Regions from separate parts of the Homo sapiens genome. Here regions 1, 3 and 4 are each linked to region 2. A link is a contact called in ENCODE Hi-C or POLR2A ChIA-PET data. All regions are on one chromosome and are shown on one strand. The core of a region is the stretch at or near the end of the contact, and the rest is flanking DNA. Distances in the headings are between cores, read along the strand shown.

The links. Hi-C counts contacts between places; a loop is a spot of excess contacts on that map. ChIA-PET counts read pairs that join two places held with the same protein, here RNA polymerase II (POLR2A). Pooled maps may share reads with other maps.
Region 1: a loop to region 2 is called in a pooled map, with 7 times the contacts of the local background. The contact joins two enhancer-like sites. A Hi-C loop is called at or near these places in 4 of 168 maps with a recorded cell type or tissue (CD4-positive, alpha-beta T cell, Caco-2, Calu3 and 1 more) and 9 of 50 pooled maps.
Region 3: a pooled map shows a loop between it and region 2 (2.1-fold over the local background). The contact joins two enhancer-like sites. A Hi-C loop is called at or near these places in 2 of 168 maps with a recorded cell type or tissue (Caco-2 and mammary epithelial cell) and 4 of 50 pooled maps.
Region 4: a loop to region 2 is called in a pooled map, with 5 times the contacts of the local background. The contact joins two enhancer-like sites. A Hi-C loop is called at or near these places in 1 of 168 maps with a recorded cell type or tissue (naive thymus-derived CD4-positive, alpha-beta T cell) and 6 of 50 pooled maps. POLR2A ChIA-PET finds 5 or more read pairs at or near these places in 1 of 52 experiments (endothelial cell of umbilical vein).

Annotation. Positions count from the first base shown.
Region 1 is chr2:23,563,830-23,568,493 of GRCh38, forward strand. The region is part of intron 3 of KLHL29 (kelch like family member 29); the gene reads left to right. Among named protein-coding and RNA genes, the nearest start is that of LINC02923, 180 kb to the left of the region's middle. RefSeq lists a silencer at 204-565. Within about 2 kb of position 2,162, at least 13 of the 41 ENCODE cell types and tissues checked have a DNase peak (open chromatin) inside an H3K27ac peak, as active enhancers do.
Region 2 is chr2:23,349,282-23,354,517 of GRCh38, forward strand. No RefSeq gene overlaps it. Among named protein-coding and RNA genes, the nearest start is that of KLHL29, 33 kb to the right of the region's middle. Within about 2 kb of position 2,655, at least 15 of the 41 ENCODE cell types and tissues checked have a DNase peak (open chromatin) inside an H3K27ac peak, as active enhancers do.
Region 3 is chr2:23,133,929-23,138,892 of GRCh38, forward strand. All of the region lies in intron 1 of LOC107985792 (a long non-coding RNA gene), which reads right to left. Among named protein-coding and RNA genes, the nearest start is that of KLHL29, 250 kb to the right of the region's middle. Within about 2 kb of position 1,699, at least 5 of the 41 ENCODE cell types and tissues checked have a DNase peak (open chromatin) inside an H3K27ac peak, as active enhancers do.
Region 4 is chr2:23,531,766-23,536,532 of GRCh38, forward strand. All of the region lies in intron 2 of KLHL29 (kelch like family member 29), which reads left to right. Among named protein-coding and RNA genes, the nearest start is that of LINC02923, 150 kb to the left of the region's middle. RefSeq lists enhancers at 1,229-1,288, 4,152-4,767. Within about 2 kb of position 1,251, at least 2 of the 41 ENCODE cell types and tissues checked have a DNase peak (open chromatin) inside an H3K27ac peak, as active enhancers do.

The sequences.
Region 1 (4,664 bases), core at 912-3,411, 210 kb after region 2:
ACCACCCCACTGAGGCGGGGAGGGAAAGAATGTTGGACAGGGGAGAGGAGATGGAGGATTATTTGGGCACGCTGCCCCCAGGCCAGCCAAACACATTCCTCCCCTGGGCGCCAGCCCGAGCGCTGGTCTGACTCAGTGACCTCTGCCCAGTAGGGCCAGCCGCTGGACCTGCTGGCCACATCTGGCAGGCGCTCTGCAGGGCCAGCTGTTGGCCATATGGAGAATGGCAGCCGCTGGAACCGACTGCTCGGGGCTCCAGGTGGGAGAGAGAGGCTGGGCCCGGAGGCCGTCTTGAAAGTGTCTGTCCTTTTAAGGATACATGCCTTTGTAGGGATGGTGTTGGGCTGCTCTGGGGGATGAAGTGGAGGGGCTCGGTGCTGGGGCTCCCCCACAGGGCTGTGCTGCCTGCAGAGCTCCCGCTTTGCTCCAGAGTGGCTTGATATTCACCATCCTTGACTGGCCTGATCCCAAACCACAGCCACATGAGAGGAAGGGAACCCAGTCTCAGACAGAAAACAACAGCTGGGGCAAGGACTGGGCAGGGTGGCCAGGAGGGGGAGAGGGGGCGAAAGTTCATTCCTGTGAGGACAGCCCGCTCCTTGGCATGTCACAACAGAGGAACTGAATTCTGCCTCCAGCCCGGCCTGTTTCCTGCAGGGGCTTGTTTGATTCCCCGGATTAAGCCCTGGTCCCTTGGTGCCCAGGAGCACTGGGTGGGGGGAAGGGAGGACAGCAGTGCTGGCTTCCCGAGCACCCCTGGCAGATTTGGGCCACAGTGCCTTCCCGCCGTTCTAGCCTGGCTCCTGCCCACCCAGAGGCCTGTCCCCTAGCCTATGTGTCTGACCCCGTGCCAAGACCACATCAACTGATGGGCAGGCCCGGGCCCAGGTATTTGCGGTTTCCCCGGTCAACAATGTGGGTCTTTACTGAGCAGGCAAGAGCTGGCTGGCTCTTGCCCTCGGGGAGCTCACGGCTCCTTGTGTATAACAAATCTGTGGCCTGGACAGTGTGACCAGATGACCCAAGAATGTCTCTCCCCCTGAAGTTATTGGCAGGGGAGGCCTAGTGCAGTGGCTACAGCCAGACTTTGGAGACAGACTGCCTGGATTTGAATTCCCTTCTACCGCTTGCTATCTGAGTGACCCTGGACAGGTTACCTAACCTCTCTGGGCGTCACTTCTGTAAAATGGGAAGAGGTCGTTGTACTTGCGAGCAGAGTTGTTGTGAGGACTGTGTGGGTTAAAACCTGTGTGAAGTGCTCAGAACAAGACAGAACCTGGCATGTGGTATTTCGAGTCTCATATTGGTGCTGACCTCCTCCTATCACCGCTGTCACTGTCATCCAGGTGAGGCCTATGGGACAAGGCTCTACCCTCTTAGGGAAAGGTGTTCATGTCCTTTTTTTTTCTTCTTCAGTAGAGATGGGGTTTCACCATGTTGGCCAGGCTGGTCTTGAACTCCTGACCTCAAGTGATCCACCCACCTTGGCATCCCAAAGTGCTGGGATTACAGACGTGAATCGCCGTGCCCAGCCTGAAAGGTGTTCCTTTCTAACCTCACCAAGAGGAAAAGGCAGGTCTTCAGATAAGACACAGCAGCCAGGCCCCAAGAAAGCAAGGAAAGGAAAGAGCATCTCAAACCTACCCCTTGGCTGGGACTCCAGATGCTCCGTAGGCAAGAGGGAGCTGGGGGGAAGAGGCCGTCTAGCGGGCTCCAGACCGAGACTGGTAACAGCCAGGTGACCAAGGGAAGGGAGTTTAAAGCTTTTTTCAGCTGTGGCGCCCTTTCCTCTAGGGAAAGCCCATTGTGGAAACAGCTGAAACTGCACTCCAGTGGATGGTGGGGTGGGTGGGCGAGGTTGGCCGGGTAGAAGCCAGGAGCAGAGCTGTGTCCGAGCTCACCAGAGTGTGGGGACAGCTGCTGGAATGTATCCACCGGGCTTCCTGGGTGAAGGGTCTAGAGCCACATGTGGACCAGAGCCACCCTCGGAAACTCAGCAACTGTCCCTGAGGAAAGTGACTGGGGGACTAGTGTCAGTACTGTGAGGCCTTAGTGTCCCCTCTTGGCTAGGCAGTGCGCAGGGTGAACATCACGTGCCCTGGGGGCTGGGGCATCCCATGCCATCACCCTCCCCACCCAGCCCTGTGGGCCTGGTCACCTTCCCAGGCAGGGGCCGGCTTCTGCCAGGCTCTTTGGGTGAGGAGGCTGGCTGTGCTCCCAGCAGCTGGCCGGTGAGGTGATGACAATTCTTTCTGTCACTGCTGCCTTCAGGCCTGAGTTGGTTTTTCTACTTCTTCATTTGTCTGTGGCCTAAAGATTCCTCACGTGTCTTGAGGAAAGGCCAGTTGGACAAGCAGACTCCTGGGCTGCTGAAGTACAGGGAGGGTCTGGTGGGCTCCCCCAGCCCCGCAACACACACTCATGGCTCAGACCAATCAGCAGCCTCCCCAGGACACAAGTTCCAAGAGCCTAACAGGAGCAGAGTGACCACGTCCTCCAGCCCCTCATTCTACAGGTCACAGTAGTGAGGCCCAAAGAAAATGTGGCCTGCCAAGGTCACCCAGTGAGTTAGAATCAGAACCAGCCTGGGCCAGCTCCTCTTCCCACTCCAGGCTGCCTGGTAGAGCATTCACCATGGTAACCATGATTGCAGCATTGTTATGGTAACTTTTCCATCTGCTCATCCACCCAGCTGATAGCAAGCAAGAGATTTCAGGCCAGAAAGTGGGCACATTTACCTCTGTGGTATAGGTGAGAAAATTTAAGCCAAAGGTTATGTCAACTCAGCATTTCACCACTGCTAAGAGCTTCAAGCTTTTGAGTCTGACAGCACTGGGATTGAATCCTAGCTCCGCCACTTAGAAGCTGAGTATGTCTCTGAACCTCAGTTTCTTTGTCTCTAAGAATTGGGAATAATCATAGAATCCTCCTCATGGGGATGATGTGAGAACTGGTTAAATTAATATGCATAGAAAAGCTTAAAACACTACCTGCCATTTGGTAAGCACTCGATAAAAGTTAATTTTAGAAAGATAAACCATTGACTGGGTCTACCCAGTTATTCATACATTTGCGGGGAAACCTGTCCCCCCCTGGTGGTTGGTGCTGGAGGCTGAAGAAAGGTGCATTGGCCTGTCCCCATCCCCTGTCTGATGTGGCATGAGGTCATGCTAAGGAACTGGGATGGCATCCCATCCCTGGCCCACCACTGTGTGTCTGGGCTGTAAATGGTCAGGACCGCAGGGGCAGGGTGCTCCTGAGAAGCAGAACTGCGACTCCACTGCCAGGCCTGTTTGTGGGCCTGAAGGGAAGCCCCAGTGCCCCACAGTTGCTGCTGCATGAAATTTAAATTATTCTCAGCAAACCTGCTTGACAGATGAAACAGAAAAGGGACGGCTTCATAAAATGCAATTTTGTTCCTGAAAGAATGGACTCTGCAGAATCCTCGCTGATGTCTGTGAAATGTACTGGGAGCTTTTTTTCCTAGTGGTCAGGAGCACTCATGCTGAAACATTCCCATCGTCCCTCAGAGCTAAGCCCTTGAAAATAAATCTAGCTGGGAAGCAGAGCGACTTCGCCTGTGTCGGAGGCCCGAGAAGAACCAAAAGGGGCTATGAAATCTGCAGGCTTCATCGTCAACACTCAAAACACCCGGGTTTTGACATTTATGAGCATTTAGGGCTATCGGGGTGGATATGTGTCATCATAGAGACAACGCTGGAGATGATATCTTCCCCATGCGCTCCAGCTTCTCTGGAGGAATGCTCCCCTTGGGGGAGATGATCTGGGATTTCCGTGGGGATCATGTGAGTGACCGCAGGGCCAATGTGGCAGCCCCTCCTGTTGTGTGCTTCTGGGGCCCATGAATGGAGAGAGGATGCTTTTGCACAGAACTCTCATTCCTCTTGTATTCACATTGAAAATCGAAGGCTGCCTTGCCGAGTGGGCTCAGTTGGGAGAATCATTCAAGCCCCTTTCACCGTGAATTTCCAGACTGCAAGTGATTTTATCCAGAAGACTGTTGCTTTCTCCATGAACAAGAACTGTGATTTGCCTTGTGATAAATTATCAGGGAACAATAACACATTGTGAGATAACACAACCTGTGCATGTTAGTACTGAGCTAATGGGTTTTGCCTGTACCTTAAGTCGCAATTACAGTTTGATTGTGTATTCATTGACTTACAACCCACCTGTCAGTCACAAAGTGTGTACAAAATTGAAAAATGTCATGATTTTCAAAGCACCCATTTCAGAGCCTGCAGTTTGGGCTGAGTGGCCCGAACTTAAATTTCTGATTAAGGAGGCAAAAAGAGGGAAGAAGATGTATTTTGCCACACTTGTAAGAGACGAGCCTTAGTCTGGGCAAAAAAAAAGTCCATACACGGATTCCAAAATAAAGATATCAGAAGACTTCATTGACTGGAGCCAGTTGTGTATGTAAGTTAGCTTTTGCTGCTTGATAATACCCCCAAAACCTGGGGTTTTAAAGCCATAACGGTTCTGTGGTTTGACTGGTCAGTACTGGTCTGGGCTGGCTCAGCTGATCTCTGCTAGGCTGTCTCATTTATCTGTGGTCTGCTGTAGGTTGGCTAGTGGCTGGATGATCAGGGTTAGTCTCACACACCTGTGGTTGGCCAACTGTTGGCCAAGGTGCCTCAGTC
Region 2 (5,236 bases), core at 1,405-3,904:
AGTATCTTATATATTAATATAACAAGTATTTATGTGTGCATATATACAGAAGGGGGAAATGTCTGGCAGATATTTACCAACGGTTTATCCTCTTCTGAGTTCATTCATTCCTTTCAATACTTATAAAGACCTTCCATATTAGAAACTGTACTGAAACTCAGTGTCAAAATGTTATTAATTTGATATAACTAATTTAATTTTTTCTTCATTCCCTTTTTTATGTATATTCATATTTTCTCAGTTTTAAAGAATAATGATAACGCACCAAAGAAAAAGCTTCGAAACCAGGCCCCTTGGCCCCCAGGCAGACTCTCTGCCCACCTCCCCCGCTTCCTTCTCCCCAGCTCCTCCCCTCCAGGCTAGGCACCCTGTTTGAGAATCTTCAGACTTCTGCAGGAGCATTTGCACCTGAAGTACCTGTCCCATTTTTTCCCCTCTGATCCCCATGTCCCCTTGGAGCTCAGATGAAGCCCCACCTGGCCTCTCCAGGTCCCGGGACTCCCCAGCATTGGGGTCTGGACAGCTGTGCAGGGCCCCGTCATCTTGCAGAGGTGATATCGCTCTCAGTTCATGCAGCACCGAAGAGGCAGTAAAGGAGATAAACAGAATTTCTGCTCAATGAGTTGATGATAATAATAAATAAGGCCTTTTCTCCAAAGACTTGAAATCTGCTGGCTCATTTCAATGCACAAAATTATTCGTTTAAAAAATTCTCCCCACAGACTTGAAATAGGTGGGGGATTAGTAATCATTAACCCCATTTTGCAGATGGAGAAACCAGGACCCAGCGGGAGCTGGAGCCCACAATGACTGGCAAAGCAGGTGTCCTGACTCCCTGGCCAGTGCCCTATTTGGAGAGGGTACAGTCACAGCCCCAAGCTGCCACTGTAGGCACAGGACCAGAAAGCCATTCCTAGATCCTCAGGAGTCGATACTGAATCCACCACCCAGCTCGCGAACTGCTTCCTTCCTCTGACTCAGAGTTCCCTAAGGCCCAGACTAGCATCTTCTCTTCCCTTTCTCTATCCTTCCAAGACTGAGCAAAGCAAACACAAGGCCCAGAATCCCCTTCTGCCTCCCGCCTCCCCACTGAATGTGCTCAGAACAGGGTTCCCTGAAGGCCCCCGGCACTTGGGGATGGATGATGCTTGGATCAGCTGAACCCCGGCAGGACAACGTCTCTGGTCCAGGCACTTTTATTTTCCAGAAGAATCCTGCCCACCCAGGGAGACTGAGAGGCAGCCATGTGGCTCAGAGCAGGGAGAGGACATCCTTCTCCTGCTCTGCCTTTGACTGTCAGAGCTTCCAGCCTCCGGGTAACCATGGTAATCGGCAGCATTAACCGCAGCAGTGACAGGAGCCTCAGCAGGCCCACTCTGACCTGCTCCACTGCAGATGGTGCACCGCCGGCTTCCCGCAGCTTCGGTGGGGAGCTGTGACCGGCTGCCAAGCCCCTGCTGCACTCACCTGCACACCTGCTGCCTGGGCCCAGAGGTTGCAAAGGGTGGTCTGTTGCCCAGACCCAAGAGTCAATGCTAGAGAGATAAAGGGGCCTTGAACCTCCTGCAACCCTTCACAGGGCCTGGTCAAAAGAGGTCCAGGATGCAGTCCAAAAGCATAGTTGCCACGTCAGCGGAAGCTGTGGGCCTGGGCTTTTTCTCTGGACCCGCCACTTTTCCAGTCTTAGTCCCGACACCAAAGGTGGCAGCCATCCTCCAGTCACCTCAGGAGGCCAGCCCGACCTGAGCCAGTGAGGGCCTCTCATGTCAGAAATTGGGGCCATCCACAGTCATCTTCTGCTCTCTTTACAGGGCCATGCTGAGGAAGCCACAGCAGAGCCATTCTTGACCAGTTGGATGCTGCCACCCACCCACCCCACGGGGCCCATCAGCTCCACTGGCCCATGTGTTTCCAGGTCTCTGACAACAGCTGCATGTCCTGCCAGCCTGATCGTTCTTATTCCTGAGTTCCCTTCCCTCCTTTTAAGCACTGAACGAATCCCAGAGCTGAGCCCCTGCCCAGAACCCAGGGGTCTGTCCTTTGCAGCTCTGAGGGCCAGAGGGGACTGCACACAGGGAAACAAATCCAAGACCTTCTACATTTCTCAGGTCCTTGAGTGCTTCTCTCTGCTCCCAGCCTCCCTGCCCTCCAGAGGCCAGCCCCGGGTTAAACAGGGGTTGCACAGGCCAGAGACCGCATCCCGGATTCCAGACCCACGCGGCTGGAACAGGCTCCGCAAATTCTGCCAAACTATGCGAAGCATTCTTAGGTCCAGCTTCTTCTGAGAAATCTCAAAATGGAGAGGACAAAGGCAAAGACAGTGAGTTTCCCAGGAAGCCCCAAAGCCCTGGCTTCCGCCCAAACTCGTTTGCGGCCCTGGGAGTCCGTGGTGGGGACGGAGAACGACGTGGCACTCCCTCTAGCGGCAAACGTCTCGCACAGAGCCCGGCATCTCTGCGGCCGGAGGCTCGCCTGCCGCATGCTCTCCTGCCAGGGCCACGCAGCCTGCCCTCCTCTCCCGGGGAGGGGAGATCTGCTCAGCAACTCCCCTGTGGCCATGGAAGAGGGGCTGTCGGGTGTCGGGGGAGGAGACCCCCCTCCGGCCTCAAAGCAATTCCCAGCCAGGCCTTCACAGCTGCATCCTGGCGCCTGGGAGGGAGGTCACCACGCTGCCTTCTGCCTTGATTAGGCCGGTAACAGTCAGGAAAGCCCTGGGGCTCACCCGAACCGAGCTGTCTACAGACAAATCACAGGCTCGGAGCTGCTTCACCAAGCCGAGCACAGTCTCCTGTTTCCAGCACTGACTTCCCAGGAAGCCTGGCCGGTTGCCCTGCGCGGTCCCCTCTGGACCTTCTTCAGCCTCTGACACCCCTGCTAGGATTCCATGGTTGGCTCCTGTGCCCTCCACCCCATTCTTTGGGGACACATGTTCTTACGCATCTCTGTACCCCAGCAACCCGCACAGTAATTGTCTATTGAATTCATATAAGAATGAAGAAATAAAACAGTATTTGCTGTTACAAAAGATGTTTCTCCACACAGAGAGTTCTTCACCAGAATCCCCGGGAGGCTCTGCCTGCACCCAGGGAGCTCCATGAGGTCTTCACCGTGCTCCTCCCTTTGTTCCACCCTGTCCTGCCCCAACTAAACTTAGTTGCTTGAGGATAAAGGCTAAGTCTAATCCGTCTCTGGTCCAGAGTCCTGAAGAATGCTGAGAAACATTTAAGGGAGGGAGGAAGAGAGGGAAGGGGAAAGAGAGGGAGGATGGACCCTAATCAAAGTGGGCATTTGACACAAAGCCAATCTCCTTGGTCTGTTTAGCCAGTCTATCTGTCTTCAGAGAGCAAGGGTGCTCTTAACTCCATTAATTAATTAATTTTAATTGTAACAGTTTCACTGAAATATAATTCACATATCATTAGAATTTACCCATTTAAAATACAAGTCGACTGGGCATGGTGGCTCACGCTTGTAATCCCAGCACTTTGGGAGGCCGAGGCGGGCAGATCACCCGAGGTCGGGAGTTCGAGAGCAGCCTGACCAGCATGGAGAAACCCCGTCTCTACTAAAAATACAAAATTAGCCTGGCGTGGTGGCACATGCCTGTAATCTCAGCTACTTGGGAGGCTGAGGCAGGAGAATCGCTTGAACCATGGAGTCGGAGGTTTTGGTGAACCGAGATTGCACCATTGCGCTCCAGACTGGGCAACAAAAGCAAAACTCTGTCTCAGAAAATAAAATAGAATAAAATACAAGTCGGTGGTTTTGAGTGTATTCAAAAAGTTGCACATCCATCAACACCATTTCAGAACATTTTCATTACCTCCAAACATCCACTAGCAGTCGCTTCCCATTCCCTCCAAACCCCTCAGCCCTAGGCAACCACTTATCTACTCTCTGTCTCTGGATTGGCCTATTCTGGACATTTCATAAAGTGGAATCTTACAATCTATGTTGTTTTGTGACTGGCTTCTTTCACTTAGCAGAATGTTTTCAAGGTTCTTCCATGGTGTCCATGTATCAGTACTCTATTTATTTTTATTGCCAAATATTATGTGATAAATACATGGGTTTTTTTGTTTTTTGTTTTGTTTTGAGATGGAGTCTCACTCTGTCTCCAGGGTAGAGTGCAGTGGTGCAATCTCGGCTCACTGCAACCTGTACATGTTATTTTTCCCCTCATTAGTTGATAGACATTTGGGTTGTTTCCACTTTTTGGAATTATGAATAATTTTATTTTTATGATATTAAAAAAATTGTTTGAAGCTTTCCCTGCTTCCAAAGAGGATCTGGGGTAGTCTATCATAAAAATGGTAAAGACATAATAAAATCTTACACTATTCATATGGACATTAATATTTAATATTGAGCTTCCTTGGCTCACTGCAACCTCTGCCTCCCGGGTTCAAGCGATTCTCCTGCCTTAGCCTCCCAACCAAGTAGCTGGGACTATAGGCACACGCCACCACACTCAGCTAATTTTTGTATTTTTAGTAGAGATGGAGTTTCACCATGTTGGCCAGGATAGTCTCGATCGCTTGGGGTATCATGGTGGATAAGACAAATACAGACTTGCCCTTTGGAACACAGGATCCAAGGAGGGAGCATGGCCCTAACCAAGCGGACAACTTGGTATTTCCAAAATGTGAAGTGCTGCAAGGAAAAGGAAGAGGGAGCTGCGATGAGGAACCTCAAAGAAGGCAGAGAACATGCTCACATGAGTGGTCAGGGAAGCCCCAGGAAGGAGGTAGCTTGGAAGTTGAGACCCTAAGAAGGAGCCAGCCATGTAGTCAGAGGGAGGATGATATTTATGGCACAGGGAATCACATGAGCAAGAGCTCCAGGGTGAAAGGGAGCCTAGTGTGGTCCAGGAACAGGGAAAAGCATCGAGGCTCGACTGTGGGGAAAGGGCAGGAGGCACAAGACAGGGTCGCAGAGATCCACGGATGCCTCATGGATCAAGACAGGGAGCTGGAATTTTACTCAAGTACAATAGGAATTCAATGAGAAGTTTTGGAAAGGAGAGTAATGAGAATCGATTTAAGTTTTGAAATGACTGTTGTGTGGAGACTGAATTGAAAAGCAAAAGAAGACACAGGAAACCCTGCTGGGAGGATTTCGTGTGTCCAGAAGGGATGCCTCTATGGGATGGCGGTCAAGTTGGAGAGAAGTGAGGAGACTCAACATATATGGTGGAAGTAAAAAGAACCAGACTACCTGGGAAATTGCTTATGGG
Region 3 (4,964 bases), core at 449-2,948, 220 kb before region 2:
AATCCACTGAGCTAACTAATCTCTAGATCTAGTCCCCTAACCTTACGTAGCAACGAGAGAAGCCCTTATTCAACAGCTCCATAGTTTTGTTCAAGAGCTCAGTTACTGGTAGGTTCTCTGGAGTACGTATCCCAGGAGTTCAGAGTGAAACACGTCAATCATTGTTCTTCCTGGGAACGTCAGCCTTGACCTGTCCCTGGATCCTGCACATGTGGTCGTTCTGAGGTTGGGCAGGAGCAATTCCTGCATCACCTATTTTTTTCATCGGGAACTCATCTAAACTCAACTTTTCTCAATTTGTCTAAATCATCAACTCAACTCGTATAAGTTGGAGAAATGAGAAAATTCAGGTTTACTTGGATTTTTATTTGGGTCATAGGTCCTCTTATAGATAAAGTCTATATTCAGAAGTCTCTGTCTGAAGAGGGTTGGAGGGGCATTTTTCAACATACGACTGTCCAATGAGAGGAGCCCGAAGGATCCACACAAACCCCAGGAGAATCTTTTTCTCAGAGCCGAAGTGAAAATTCCCAAAGATCCCCACACCTGAAGGAATGAATCTCTAATGGCTGAATACTGGGGTCTCTGAGTGCAGATAAGAGTCACATCTAAAGCCTTCATTCACAACTGGATCCCTTTCAGCAGCCAGTCCTGCAGATCACACAAGGGCTTAGCCTTGAATTTGCTCATCCCTAGGATGGGTTCACACTGCACTCTGGGTAGCATTTTCCTCAGGCCATGGAAAGTCTGTGCACTCCCACCCCTTTATCTTCATAGAAAAGGAGATACGAAGATAAAGTTAGAAAGCATGCTCTACCCTGTTCTTCAGGAATGACACTCCAGTCTCAGGCCTGAGGTTCATGAAATGAAGAGTGATTGTGAGTAAAGCACTGACATGCACAAGTGGACATCCCTAAGTATGATTAGGTCCCTAGTTGTATTGGAAACAAAACCTCAGGCATATCATGGAGAACACGAGTCCAGTCCCACACTTCATCTGTGCAACACCACTGAGCTTGGCATTTAGGTCTCCATCCTTAAGTGCTGTCTGTTGGAGGCATTACAGGACATGAAACTCACTTGCTCCTGCAGCTTAAATATGTTTGGATTTGCAGGGGCAGCAGGGACTGGTCTGTAACTAACAAAATTCTAGCTTATCCCCAAAGACTGAAACCCCAAATGGAGACAGCATGTCCCCGAAGAAATGGGGAGGAGAAATGTCCTCTCCCCAAAGGGAGAGGAAGAGGAGAAAATGGAAGTAGCAGAGAGTGATACATGGCTAGTCTGGTTCCCTGAACTAGTTATTACTGAGCTGTTTGCCACCTGATCCCATGTATTTTTAAAGCATGCAGTTAAGGAGCATTTATTAAAATGTTTTCAAGCTGTCCTTCTAAAGAAGAAACCCTGACAGGCCACTCAGTATACTGCAAAGGTGGGTTAAATACTATTATCCCTGCTTCAAAGATAGGGAGACAACAGTATAATGGATTACCTTAATTTCCCAGAGACATGCCGTGAATTCATTACTGGGGTGAAAAAAAAAGAAAAAGGAGAAGAAAATTAGACTAAAGAATCCTGAAGCCTAGGCGGTCTTGCCAAAAAAGCCAACCAGTTTGAGGGAAGGAGAAACAAGCACCAAACCTCCGAGGGAGCAGCTCCAAAAACACAGTCCTTACAAACACAGACACCTTCAGGAGCTCCGAATTAAAATGTGCAGTGGAAACAAATTCACCACACACAAAACCGTGATGGCTCACCACTCTGCCTTGCACTGCAGATCGAGAGAGGAGGGAAAAATAATCCAGATCCTAATTTAGTTCAGGAGCTTGTTTTCTTACACTGACAAATCTTTCTAAAAATGATTTCCTGATTAGAGTCAAACGGCTGAGGCCAAAACTCTCTGAGATTGTTGTGCTGTCAGCATGTTAATGGTGTTCCTTAGCAACTCCCTCCCCTCCACTTTTAGGAAGAAACAACACCTCTGCCAGGAATGCAAAGCTGGAGAAGCGACAGCACCTCTGATGATTCATGGCTTGGAAGGGAGGCACAGACGACTGAGGCTGACAGGAGGCTGGCACACTGGCCAGCAGCAGCAAATGCAAAGGCAGGCGCTGGCCTGGGTGGGGAAACTGGGGAAGAGGAGAGGAGAATGAGCTGCCACCATGTCTCTGTATCTCTTAGCTACTTGCAGCTATCACCTGCAATTGAATCAGTTGAAATGTAAAAGGCACAGTAGTGATCTAGGATTAACTCAGCATTTCAGTTTGCAGGACTCTTTCCTTTACGACAGAGGGACCCCAATATTTGCTCAGAACCAATCTTCTTTTCACCACACTTAAGGATGCAAGAAATCGTCAAGAGAGATCAAGTCAGCGAAGAATAAGAAAAAGGGTTTTCTGAACTCATGTTGTTTTCTTTATCATAAACTTGGAGCATCTCCAACTTGGAGAATTGGTTGGAAATAAATGAACATCATAATTTTATTCAGCGAATGATGTATCGATTTATTACACATTGACAGGATGCCAGGTCTTGCCCTTTGTAATTTCAGATCACTTCTTTTAGCAATGAGTACTATTGAACAACCTTAAAGCTGGAAGGAACATAAACTCCAATAATCTCATTGTCCAGATGAGAAAACTGAGGCCTTGGGAAGCTGACTTCGCTGAGGTCATGAGTGATTTATTGGCAGATCTAGATCATGAATCCAAGTATTTCCATCATGGCTACTAATTCTCAGACCAGATGCTTCAAACCTGGGCTTAGACAGTCTCAGTTTGAGAAGGGGAGAAGCGAGATTCAATTTGCCAATATTCCCATCCTTGGAGGAAGTGATATTTATCCTAAGCCAAGACATATTGGTAAATTCTCTAATTTAGTCGGATGATGTCTCACTTTACATGATAAATGTTTCTAAAAAGTTGTATGCAAATCAAATTTTTGTAAATTGAATTACTTTTTTTAAAAGCACAAGACAGATTGCTTTGTAAAGGAACCCTGGGCTGAAAATGAGAAATATTTCTGCAATTTAAATAATAACTACCTCTATAATTTATCTCTTCTGTAAATGTATAATTTAATATTTCTTGGTTTTGTTTAGCATCTCTTGTTTAAAACAAGAAGGATCTATATGCATGCAGCTAGTGTCATCAAGTAGTTTAAAATACATTAATAATAACTAATACTTCCTTCTGCATATCCTTAAGAACTGATAAAGAATTGGTATTCCCATTTGGCAGATGACAACAGTGAAGGCATAGAATAAAGACAGATTCAAGACCATGGAGAAAGTCAATGATGTAGATAGGATACTCACATGGTTTTGCTTATAAATCCTGCATTTTATCTATTGTGATATGTTACTTCCTGCTTAGGAAACTGTGGGCAGCTAGTATCTCCCAGGGAGACATTCCTCACATCACAGATGCAGGGACTCCAAGGAAATTCATGAGCCCTCTCAAAGGCCTAGGCTTTAGGAATCCAGGAAGAGCCTCATACCCTCTGTCCAATCACTTGACTCACCTAGGAAACACGAAAGCCAAAAAAGAGTTTGCTTGATGACATATTCCCAAATCAATCCAGGACAATGTGTCTTTACTAAGTCCCCATCATGCATTCAAACGCTCCTACTGTAGGGAAGAAAATGGGAGAATCTGGAGGCTCTGCCCACAAAGACTCATAGTCCACTTAAAGAGGCAAGGCTCACACACAAAACTGAGTCCAAGTTTACCTGGGTCTCCCTCACTCAATTGTAGATGGTTTTTGTTTCATATTTTTTAAAATGTTATTTCATTTTAAGTTCTGGATACATGTGCAGGACGTGCAGGTTTGTTACAAAGGTAAATGTATGCTCTGGTGGTTTGCTGCTCCTATCAACCCATCACCTAGGTATTAACCCCCAAATGCATTAGTTATTTATCCTGATGCTCTCTGTCCCCCCTGCCCCCCAATTGTAGATTGTTAAAAAGGGGGATCTCCTTCATCTCTGCAAAGTTAGCATCCTGCCTTGGAAAAAATCAGCAACTGGTGAATTTTTGGTCATAGTGAATTATTGCTACTTCATTTTATCAGCCAGAGAGATTGGGAAGGATGTTACCTGCAAACATCTGAAGAGCTTATAGAGACTAGATGAAAGAAACACACATCATTTGTATCTCCAGGATGAAATGATCTCATCTGCAAAATACGAATGATGATAATACCAACCTCAGAGAGTTGCTGAGGCACTTGAGTGGTAAAATAGAGCTAAAGTATTTAGCACGAGTCTGCACACAGTGAGTGCACAATCAGTAGTGCCTATGATTTGCATTATAAGAATCACATACTATGGTTACAGAGAAACTGGTGATAGGTCAATGTGAGAAAGAATTTTCCAAAATTATTAAGGGCTGCCCACTACTGGAAGCTACAACATAGGCTGTGCTCCTTACCCCGGAAGCAAGATGAACATCTCTCATGAAGGTGTCGAGAAAAGTGTTGCTCTAGATAATAGTTGGCTTATTGCACTGGTTCACTCACCTGGTTGAGAATCAGAATAACATAGGCAATGTTTTAAAACTAAAAGTTCTGGCTGGGCGTGGTGGCTCACGCCTGTAATCCCAGCACTTTGGGAGGCCAAGGCAGGTGGATCACGAGGTCAAGAGATCGAGACCATCCTGGCCAACACTGTGAAACCCTATCTCCACTAAAAATACAAAAATTAGCTGGGCATGGTGGCGCATGCCTGTAGTCCCAACTACATGGGTGGCTGAGGCAGGAGAATCTCTTGAACCCGGGAGACAGAGGTTGCAGTGAGCTGAGATTGCGCCACTGCACTCCATCCTGGCAACAGAGCAAGAATCCATCTCAAAAAAAAAAAGTTCTGGGCCAAACCAGACTTAACAATTGTGGAAAGGCCCAGGAATCTCTATTTTAATGAGCATTCCTTGTGATTATTATGTAGTTGATCAAGCATGCATCTAATT
Region 4 (4,767 bases), core at 1-2,500, 180 kb after region 2:
AGGTTCAGCTGAACATGTCCTTAAAGGAAATCCTTCTGGGTGAAAAATAGCAGAAATGTGCTCCCATCTGTTCCTCATCAGCAGACTGCACTATACTATTTGCTTTCCACGTCTGTGCCCTGGATACTTTCTCACCCTCTTTGACACCTGGGACCATAGAGATGTGAACCTGAAAGAACCAAGTCGCCACGACTCCCAAGTGCCACCTCAGTAAGGGACCTCAACGGGACGACCAAGGCCCAGTGGAAGCCTCGACGGCCCTTGACCATGGAAGCTGCCCAGAGCATCTCAAATAAGTCAGCAGCCTTTCCACTGGGCCTATTCCACAACGACCCCCCACAGACCAGAACCCGCTCCACTGGGGCCATGCCTGGGAGTTACTCCAAAGAGTTAACCTTTCCTGGTGGGAGAGGGGTGGAGGGGAAGGCTGAGGCCATTTGACATGTGCTGCCTGGTCTGAACATGATGCTGTGCTCAGACACTGAATTTGATGAAGTGCATTGTAAAATTTAAAAACAAATTTAAAACTCTATTAACTCCCTGTAATGGCCTCCTCCTGCAGTACATAGACAACACCGGCTCACTGGCAAGGAGAAAAAGTACTCTGGTTTGCAGTGTGCTTGGCTTGAAGCAGAATGGAGACGGTGGGAGCTGGTGAAGGGAATGGGGAGCCCACGCACCCTCTGCACCCAGGGCAGCACCCAGGGCGGCACCCAGGCCCCTGCTAGTGGAGCTTTGTGGGATGTGCATCGCCAAGGTTAGACTTTTTCTTGCTCCTATGTTAAAATCTCACTTTCACTTTCCTTTGAAGCTAAAACACTTCCTTCAAGAATGCACCACTGGAGTGACAAGATTGTAAGATTATCTTAACTTGGGACTGAGGCCTGGGCGGTGGGGAGCTCACTAGAGGCCTGTGGTTTGGGGTCAGCATGGGGGTGGGTGTCAGGTGGGAGGAGGTGTGTTCCCAGCCTCACCCACTACACCCTCTGCACGGGGAGAAGGATCAGGGCAGGGAGACTGTTCGCCACAGGCCTCTGCAAATCGAGGCGCGTTCAGGGTAAGGGGAGGATTGGCCCGGCTCCAGGCTACCAACTGGAGAGAGACGAACTTTTGTTGAGAAGGGAGACAGCCCCACAGCTGTGTGTGCACGTGGGCCGAGAGGAGGAGCTCAGCTGGCGGTGAGAAAGCCTGGGGGCCGAGGGGAGGGTTCCCTCTACGTCTCTGCAACTCACAGGCCCCCAAGCTGAGGAGCAGAAGGTGCTGCCTGGCCTGGTCTTTGACGAGTTCAAGGGATTTTCTGCCAACCAGTGGCTTCCCTGTGTGAGAGCGTCTCTCAGTTTTTCCTGAGCACGTAAAGTGGTTTGGAGATATTGGGGGAGGAAAAGGTGTACACATACGGCAGGCCTGGGGGTCAAAGGCAGCAGAGAAACCATGCGTATGTGTGAGTGTGTGCAGATCTGTGTGTGCACAAGTAAGCAGTGCCTTCTGATGTGGCTGCTTGTGGGCTAGTCCTAGGGCATGGGTTTGATGCGGACTCTTGCATCCAGGGAAGTATTTTTCTGAGAGTTCCCCCACCCTCTGGGGCTGGCATTCTACCCCCTTTGGAAAGAAAGCTGGGATGGTCTAAGCAGGGAGGGGTCCTGTGGAGACTTGTAGCTCCTGGCCCAGCAGGATTCATGGCATTTGGCGTCAGAGAAAACGTGAGCCTCTGCCGGGAGTGAAGCAGCTGATGCAAAACAAGGAGCCCTGGGTCGTAGATGCAGCTCTGTGCAGCCTCTGGGGAGCCTTGGCGCTGGCTCGCAGATCAAAGCTGGGAGACCTGGGAGCTCCCTGAAAGCTCCTTCCCTGGCAGCTGCAGATGGGGTGCGGCGTTTGGGCTGGGTGATGGCATTTGTAACAGTGTGAGGACCCCCCACTCTCCCGGGACTAACAGTGTAAATAAGAATTGGGGCATTTACGCCAATGAAGAGAACAGAATTTCCTTGTGCTGACAATCTAGAAGATCCGCTTGTGGACAGTTGAAATGCTAATTATAAGCTAACTCTGTTTTCAACCTTTGTGAACCCGGTTTGGGCTATTTTGTATCAATAAGACTGCTTTCAGAAAAAACAAATTTACTAATTAACTCCCTTTATTTTAAATACATGAGACTTTCCTATGGTGTCTGTTGTTTTTTTTTTTTTAAAGAAACGTGTGCGCTATGAGGTGTTTCCACAGCTCTTTTTGGGGTATGTAATAGTCCTCCTGATATTTTAATTGATATTTGAACCAAGTAAGGACCCGCCAATAGTTGAAAGTCCCCGGTTTCGGGGATGCCTTTCCAAGCAACCAGGGATTCCTGTCTGACATCCCGCTGAGCAGCACCCATTTTATCGTGTTTCTTCCCACAGCACAGGAAACAGGACAACCGGGGCTTCAGATCATGAGACCTGGTGTTGAATCCAGGTACAATGCTTTGTGAACCTGGGAAGTCACTTGGCCACATTGCAGTTAGTATGACTTACCTTGTAGGGTCCTTCTCATCATTGTTATTTTTATTAGATAAAATCACATTTGTGCAACACCTAGCCCAATGCCTGTTCCTTAACAGGCATTTAATAAGTGATGGTTATTATGTCTCAATGCCTTTGTTGACACATTATGTCTTCCCAGCGTGGAATTTTCCTCTCTTTATTGTTTTCTATTGAAATCCTTTGCGTCCTTTCAGAGGCTACTATGAATGCCCCCACCTCCGAGAAGCCTTCCTGTTTGGCCTTAGCCAGAATGACTTATTTCTTTGCAGCATCACAGATGCTAACTTCTGTTCCAGCCCAAGTTCCCGTCTTCCTTCTCTTCTGCTCAGTGTCTCTCCAGCTACACTGAGCTGCCCCTTTCCTGCCACAGCAGGGCCCAGCTCTGTGTATGGCACAGAGGCTCATAGAGTGGATGTGTTTTGAGTTGTTGAGTGAAGCTGAGGTCCCACAGTCTCTTTGAGGCTCCAGTGCTTCAAAACTTCCCTTGACAGACTACTGTGGGTGACTAGTCAACTGCAGAATTAGAAAGAAAAAACAGTGCCTTTTCTGGTCACTTAGAGCTGAGGGCATCTTGGATTTCACAGCCTAGAACCCCCTGCAGGCTTTTTGGATCCCCTAATCCTGTTGATGCTGCAGCAGTATCGACTGGCCCTAAAAGCAGCTGCTAAAATGCGTCTGGCACAAAGGAACTTTCTGGGCTGATGGAAATGGTCTGTATCATGATTGGGGTGGTGGTTAGGCAGGTGCATGCATTTGTCAAAACTCATCAGACTGTGCACTTAAGATTTGGACAGTTACTTTATGGACATTATATCTCCATAAAATTAGTTAATTTTTTTAAAATGTGGCCTGACCAGACAGGCTGGATACAGGGGCCTGTTGTGGTCTTCCTGTGGCCTTGGGAAATGCAGCTCATGCCAGCATGGCACAGGATTGCTCTGGGAGGAAAAGAGACAGAACAGTCTCTGCATTTGTGGAACTTAACCCTTTAAGTCCTGAGCTAGGACTCCACACACAGGTGCCTCGCCACCCTCTCCCAGGAGACCTCACCCTGGCCTGCCTCCAAAGAATCAGAGCCAAGCCTCACACGGCCACAGGCTGAGGCCTGCCTCTCACAGGAGAAGAGAAGATTAAAATTAATGTAAAATCTAACAGATATTTGTATACCCATGTTAATAGCAGCATTATTCACAATAGCCAAAAGGTAGAAGCAACTCAGGTGTCCATTAATTAATGAATGGATACACAAAATGTGTTGTATACATACAATTGAATATTATCTAGCCTTAAAAAGAAAGGGAATGCTATAGTCATGGATACCTACTACAACATAGATGAACCTTGAAGACATTATGCTAAATGAGATGAGCCAGACAAAGGAAAGGATAAATATGGTATGAGTCCACTTATACGAGGTACCTAGAGCAAATTCATAGAGACGGAAAGTAGAACGGTGGGTGCCAGGGTTTCGGGGAGGCGGGAAAGGGGAGTTATTGTTTTTAGTGGGCAGAGTTTCAGTTTGGAAAGATGAAACATTTTGGAGGTGGATCGTGGTGATAGTTACACAACATTGAGAATGTACTTAATGCCATTGAAGTGTACACATAAAATGGCTAAAATGGTCGGTTTTAGGTTTTGTATATTTGATTACAATAAAAAGAATAAAGAAGAGCAACGAAAGAATCCCAGGCCTAAGGCAGCCTCCTGGCCCCCTTAAATTTCAACATTTTAAATGTTATCATTCAGGGGACTGCTTAGCAGAGGATGTGGTTTCTGGTCTGAGAATCAAAATGTGGGAAACAGAAGCCCTCTCTGACTGCCAGGCCCTTTCAGAGCGACAGGTATCCTTCCTAAATGCCAGGTCCTTTTGTCAAGACAAAGGTGGGTGACCACATATCGCGCCACTGGTTTAACTTGATTTTCCCATCTGACTCTCTCGGGCAACGTGTATCCTGAAGCTGATGATGGAGGGGTGAATTTTACTTTATCGCCCCAGCAACTCCCAGCATCATGATTGGGGTGACCCCATCCTCAAGACCCAAGGGGCTCCAAGCTGCGGAAATTAGAGTACGCTGTGTGGACGGCAGCTTGGCTGTCAGAGCGGGTTGGCTCCTGGCCTGTAATTCAGAATGATACCCGGGTACTTGTCGCAGCAGGGGGCTGGTGCCGGCCTGAGCAGGCCTGCCGTGGAGAGTTTAAAGGAGGCTGACTCTCCCCGTTTTGCCTCAGGGACCATTTTTGATTTGTTCTTTGA